Regions from separate parts of the Homo sapiens genome. Here region 2 is linked to region 1. A link is an interaction called in ENCODE POLR2A ChIA-PET data of the cell type or tissue named here. Cell type or tissue: IMR-90. All regions are shown on one strand. Each heading gives the region's core, and the rest is flanking DNA. Links, peaks and the distances in the headings are about the cores only.

The links. Peaks named below come from ENCODE experiments on the same cell type or tissue, not always from the same donor. Only the 100,000 strongest peaks of a DNase experiment are listed, where the experiment ranks them.
Region 2: POLR2A ChIA-PET joins it to region 1 with 11 read pairs; 2 of 35 experiments call an interaction of 5 or more read pairs at or near these places.

Annotation. Positions count from the first base shown.
Region 1 is chr6:55,692,992-55,695,925 of GRCh38, reverse strand. No RefSeq gene overlaps it. Among named protein-coding and RNA genes, the nearest start is that of HMGCLL1, 120 kb to the right of the region's middle. RefSeq lists an enhancer at 1,291-1,811. In IMR-90, for the core only: no CTCF peak of the experiment used is centred there; a DNase peak (open chromatin) is centred at 1,565.
Region 2 is chr6:55,924,025-55,926,958 of GRCh38, reverse strand. No RefSeq gene overlaps it. Among named protein-coding and RNA genes, the nearest start is that of BMP5, 50 kb to the right of the region's middle. In IMR-90, for the core only: no CTCF peak of the experiment used is centred there; a DNase peak (open chromatin) is centred at 1,468.

The sequences.
Region 1 (2,934 bases), core at 159-2,658:
AGTATGTTGAAAGAAAAACATTTAGTTTGGTGCTGCTAAAGCGGTGGTTACTGGTATTTGTTGGGCCTGAGAACCATCTGGAATGTTTCCATAGATAGTATGTATATCAGGCTCCTAAATGGGACAGTCTGAATAAGCATGCCTGGAATGGAACTCTATGATGTAGATCTTGAAGAAGTTTTGCAGGTGTGTCTGCATTCAAAAAGGTGAAAAACATAAGGATAGAAGGTTAAATTAGCAGAAAAGAATAAGACGTCAGTCAAAATCCAGATAAAATTGGATTTTCAAGACTGTTGAACAATCTGCTCAAAAGTTAGGACTTTGAATGAAGAAAGTTTCATCTTTCTGTTTATTTTATGGATATGTATCATTTTCGTGTTTTATATTGTCACTCATCTTTAACACTTAGAACCACCCCCACTTCCTTCCTTTCTTCCTTCCTTTATTTCTTAACAAACACATATCGAATACCTATTATATGTTAGACAAAGGTTTAAGGATGTGGATATAAAAATGTGATTTATGATTTCAAGATTTCTTAGTGTGATTCTCTTAATACTTTACTAGACTCTGTAAAAATTATGTCATGGTTAACAATTTAGAATTTATAACAACTGGTTACTTGTATAGGAAAGTTTAACCTATTTCCAAGAGAAAACAATATTTTCCCACAAAGACATTGAACATTTTTACCTCTGAAAGCAAAATTTTGCCTTTCAAAGACATCTAAAGAAGGAAAATACTAACCTCATTACATTATAAGATCTTTGTTATGAAATTCTAAATGAACCTTCTAAATACTTTGTACCTTGGCTGGCCTTTCTAATTTAAATATTTACTATACATGATGAGTATCTTAAGAAATTTCACACTTAAAAGGCTCTTAAAGAGTAGTGGTTTAAATAGTTTTTGACAGTGACTTGTTTTACATAACTTGAAATATTCAATATGTGTGTGGGTGCATGTATTATGCACTTACAGACAGAATTACACTTACAAATGACTTTGGCTTCAGATTCAGACCTCAGAAAATGACTTAATTCCATAACCTGACACTTTCCACTGCTATAGGTTAATCTTCTATAAACTCATTTTGAAATGATATGTTATGGTTATCCCAAAACTCCTTAAAGTAGACATATCTCAAAAGTCTGAAATGTTAATCATGAGAACTAAAAGAACTCATTTTTCCCCAAAAGAAAATTTGATCTGTCGCCAAAGCCAAATAAATATTTTCTATAAAATGCTGAAATAATGTATGGAAAAATCTGTGAAACTAAAACCTCCATACAATCTAAGTTAAATGCCCATATTTATTTATATAAGGAGAGTGACCCTCAGTGTATAGAAGATACCTCTTTTTGTGACTGTGGGTTTTTTTTTTTTTTTTTTTTTTAAATGAAGGCAACACTGCATGGCCTGCATTCTACTTAATTAAAAGCTATAGTGGGCCTTCCCAGATGTTAAAGGGGCCTGAGCTGAATAAAGTGTTGACATCAGATGAATGGGCGAGGCCACCTGCTAGCTCCACTCTTGGCTTTGTGGATGATTTGCATTCCTGTGGCCTGTTGCTCGGCATGACCACTCTCAGCACTTCACAGCACCATGGCCTGTTTAATATCATGGATGCCTTCCAGTCATGAAGTCTCTCTTCTATATTAACATCAGCACACAATAGCAAGGGGCCCATTCCATGATTTCTTTGCTCAGAGTATGATGTTTTTACTTAATTTAGACCACATAAAAGAAAAGGAAATGCTTTTCTACAGGCTGGATTAAGATAAAATAAACTTCTCCTTGCCTAAAATCATTAACAGATCAATTGTTCTTTCATGAAGACAATGCTCCTTATTTTAATTGGCAAATAGTATAAATTAGATTAAAAATATAACTTGACCTTAGTAAGCACAGAATGTTTCAATTTTATTTCTTTGTTCGTCAATTTAAGATAAGTCACTCAAGAGTGTTTAGATTAGACTGTAAAGGCTGGGATGGTAATAGTCTATAAACCTAGGAAATTCCATGTTTCATAGAGGAGAAATAGTAGGCTGCAACAGAAGTGAAAGGGATAAATCATAACATTACAATCTAGAGTATATTAAGAACAAAAAGAGAAAGAAAGGTATTATGGGAGGCACTTGCAAACAATTGATTTTAAATTATTTTTTCACCCAATTTAATGTTCAATTATTTTAATTTTGGTGAAGTATACAAATATAAAGTGTACATAAAATGTACCATTTTAACCATTTTTACATGTACAGAAAGTCATTTTGTACAAAGTGGTCAATTCATCAGAAGGACATAACAATCCTAAAGTTTATGTTCCTAATAGCAGAGTTTCAGAATACATAAAGCAACAACTAGAAGTACAATGAGTAAGAGACAAATTTATAATTGCAACTGGAGATTTTAATATCCCTCACTCAATAATTGACAGAGACAATAGGCAGAAAATCAGCACAGACATAGAAAACTGAATAACAACAACCAACTTGACTTAATTAACATTTCTAGAACATTTTATCTAATAACATAATACACGTTATTTTATATGAGCATGAAATACTTACTAAGATAAATCATGAGATAGATTTGGTATGTGAAACAACTCTCAATGAATACAGAATCATTAAGGGAATACACAATGTATTCTCTAACCATGGTGGAACTAAATTAGCAATAAATAGTAGAAATTAATCTATAAAATCCCCAAGTATGAGGAAATTAAGAGACTCCTAAATAACTGATGTGTCAAAAAATACATAGAAGAGCATTTATTTATTTATTTTTTAAGATATGGGATCTTGTTGCATTGCCCAGGCTGGAATTGGAACTCCCAAGCTCAAAGTATTCTCTGGGCTCAGCCTCCCAAGTATCTGGGACTACATGTGTGTGCCACCACACTGGGGTCAGAAATTATTTTTAACTGAA
Region 2 (2,934 bases), core at 151-2,650, 230 kb before region 1:
GGATTTTTCAAGCTTAAGAAAAGTCAAGGAGTCATTGAAAGTGCAACAGGAAAGCAACCAGGCTTTTGTGGGTACAAACTAGAATACCTATACAAAAGGGAATCCTTACAAGTCTTTGAGGCATGGTGCATTGAAGAAAATTTGCTTTCTTTAAACTGGAAAGACCCTAACACTTGTAAAGCTCTACTTGCAAATATCCTTAATGCAATGATTAAACAGGCAGTGCTAGGTCAAATGTCCCAAATTTAATTAAGAGTCAGGGAGAAAATTTGGAGACATAAACCCTGAATTCATATGGCTTGTTCACAGACTTAAGAAAAATGTAATTATTGCAGGTTGACGTGCAGGCATTGGCTTCACCAAGAGGAACCAGGCCTAAGAATTGTATGCAGTTCCAAAGTGGAGGAAGAATTGTATGCAGTTTGGAGAACACATGGGCGGGGTACTAAAACTCATGAGGACCCTGTACACAGTCCAGGGTATAAGCATCAATAATAACGTCAGTTCACATATCTGCTGAGGTTGATTCTCCAGTTGAAACAAAGGTAGGGCAATGACTATATTCTTTAATTGTCAAGCTTTCAGGCCTAGGAAAATTCCTAACAAGAAGTAGGAGCATTATCCTTGTGGGTTCCAAATGGCAATTATCCTTTTCTCAACCCTAAATTCAGTCTTTTTACAGTTATGTGACTGTGTAGCTACTCTACTCAAGAGAAGCTCACATTTAAAAATCATTTAATATAAAATGAAACAAACTACCATGATTGAGAGTAAGCAAAAACAATAATTAAGATCCTCAAAGGCTTAATAATCTAAAATGACTATTTATAAATTTTTTTGAAGAAATAAAGATACACTAGAAAAACATGCCGAGAAAAAAGATGATAAAATAGCCAGCAGAATTCAAAAAGAATCAAGGAAAGCATCTAGAAATCAATAATGAAATGTTGAAGCTGAAGAATTAATAGGTTGAATAACATATGAGGCACAGGTAGGAAATAACTAATAAACTAGAAGTTACATTCATTAATTCAATAAATATTCACTGAGCACCTGCTATGTGCATGTTTTAGTCCTTTGGAATATATCAGTGAACAAATCCGTTAGGGAATTTGCAGTCTTATGGGAAGTGAAAGACAAAAGACAGGAGAAATAGATATAATGTATAATATTTTTAAAGGTAGAAAATTCTATAAAAAGAAAAAAATAGGTATGTGTAAAAAGTATTAGGTATAAAAAAGTAAAAAGGAAGAAGAATTTTAAATAGGATTAACAGGGTATCATTGAAAGGGTAATAATTTGAGCAAACATTTGAAGGAATTGAGGGGGTTGATCTAAGAACAGGGCCCTAGAATATGGCAGAATAGTGCCATATGCCCACTAATCCATTAAAATTTCCCCATCAGCACACAGGAAGAATACTTTCCCAGACCTCTTGTATCTAGGTAAAACTGTGTGAGTAATTCTGACTAATGGAATGAGTGTAGGAGAAATTGAGTCATACATAGCGTGTTCTCTGATCACAATGCAATTTAGTTTAAATCCAAGAAGCAAAAAGCAAAATTCAAAATGCATGAGTTTGGAAATTAAAACACCTTATAAGTAGCTCATGGGAAATTCTAATAGAAATCTAAAAATATTTTGAACTGAATGATAATGACAAAAGAAACAGCATCGAGAGTTCTAAAGCACATGTGAAACTTTGATATATTCACAAATGTGACATTTCGAAGCAGTAGGGTAAGTAGGAGTTCTGGGATTATTTGTATACAGATGGAAAAACAAATAAAATTAGATCCCTGCCTACAACATACTAAAATATCATATCCAGGTTACTTAAATACTTAAATTTGACACAAAAACCTTAAACTTTTAGAATAAGGTGTAGGAAAACATCTTTCTGGCCTGAGAATAGAAAAGGATTTCCTAAAGACGATACAAAAATTGCTAATCATAAAGAAAATTATTGATATATCTTGATTTATTAAAATTAAAAATTCCTCATGACATAATATAAGACAAATAAACCACTAACTGGGAAATGATATTTTTCATACATATTGATAATAAATTATTAGTATCTGGAACATATAAAATGGTGCTACAAATCAATAAGAAAAAACAAATGAATAGAAACCTGGGCTAAAGACAGATATTTCATCAAATGCAAAATATGTAAGACTAAGAAACACATAAAAATATGTATAAGCTGCTCACTAGTCAGAGAAATTAAAATTAATACCACAATAAAAGGTCATTTTTCACGAACTCTTGGTTCTTGTGTTTACTAAGCGGTAGAAGAACTGTTGCAAAGTAAGATGATATATTCCTTCATACTTTTTGTCTAGTAGTTATTGTTTTATGAAGCCAATTAAATAATAAGATTAAACATTGATTTTTTTCATTTATTTATTTAACAAATATTTATTGAATGTCTACTATGTGCCAGGAACGCTGCTAACAATGTACCATTTTGTAACACAAATCATTTATTTGTAGAAATATGATGCTTTACAGAAATATCCCTAAACATTGTCATATTTATTTATTTATTTTAAACTTTAAGTTCAGGGGTACAAGTTCAGGTTTGTTTTACAGGTAAACTTGTGTCATGGGGGTTTGTTGTACAGATTATTTTGTCACCCAGGTATTAAGCCTAGTAACCGTTAGTTATTTTTTCATATCCTCTCCCTCGTCCCACCCTCTACCCTTCACCCTCCAATAGGCCCCAGTGTGTGGTGTTCCCCTCCATGTGTCCATGTGTTCTTATTATTTAGCTCTCAATTTTAAGTGAGAACATGTGGTATTTGGTTTTCTGTTTCTGCATTGGTTTGCTAAGGATAATGGCCTCCAGCTCCATTCATCTTCCTGCAAAAGACATGATCTCATTCTTTTTTTATAGATGCATAGTATTCCATGGTGTATATGTACCAC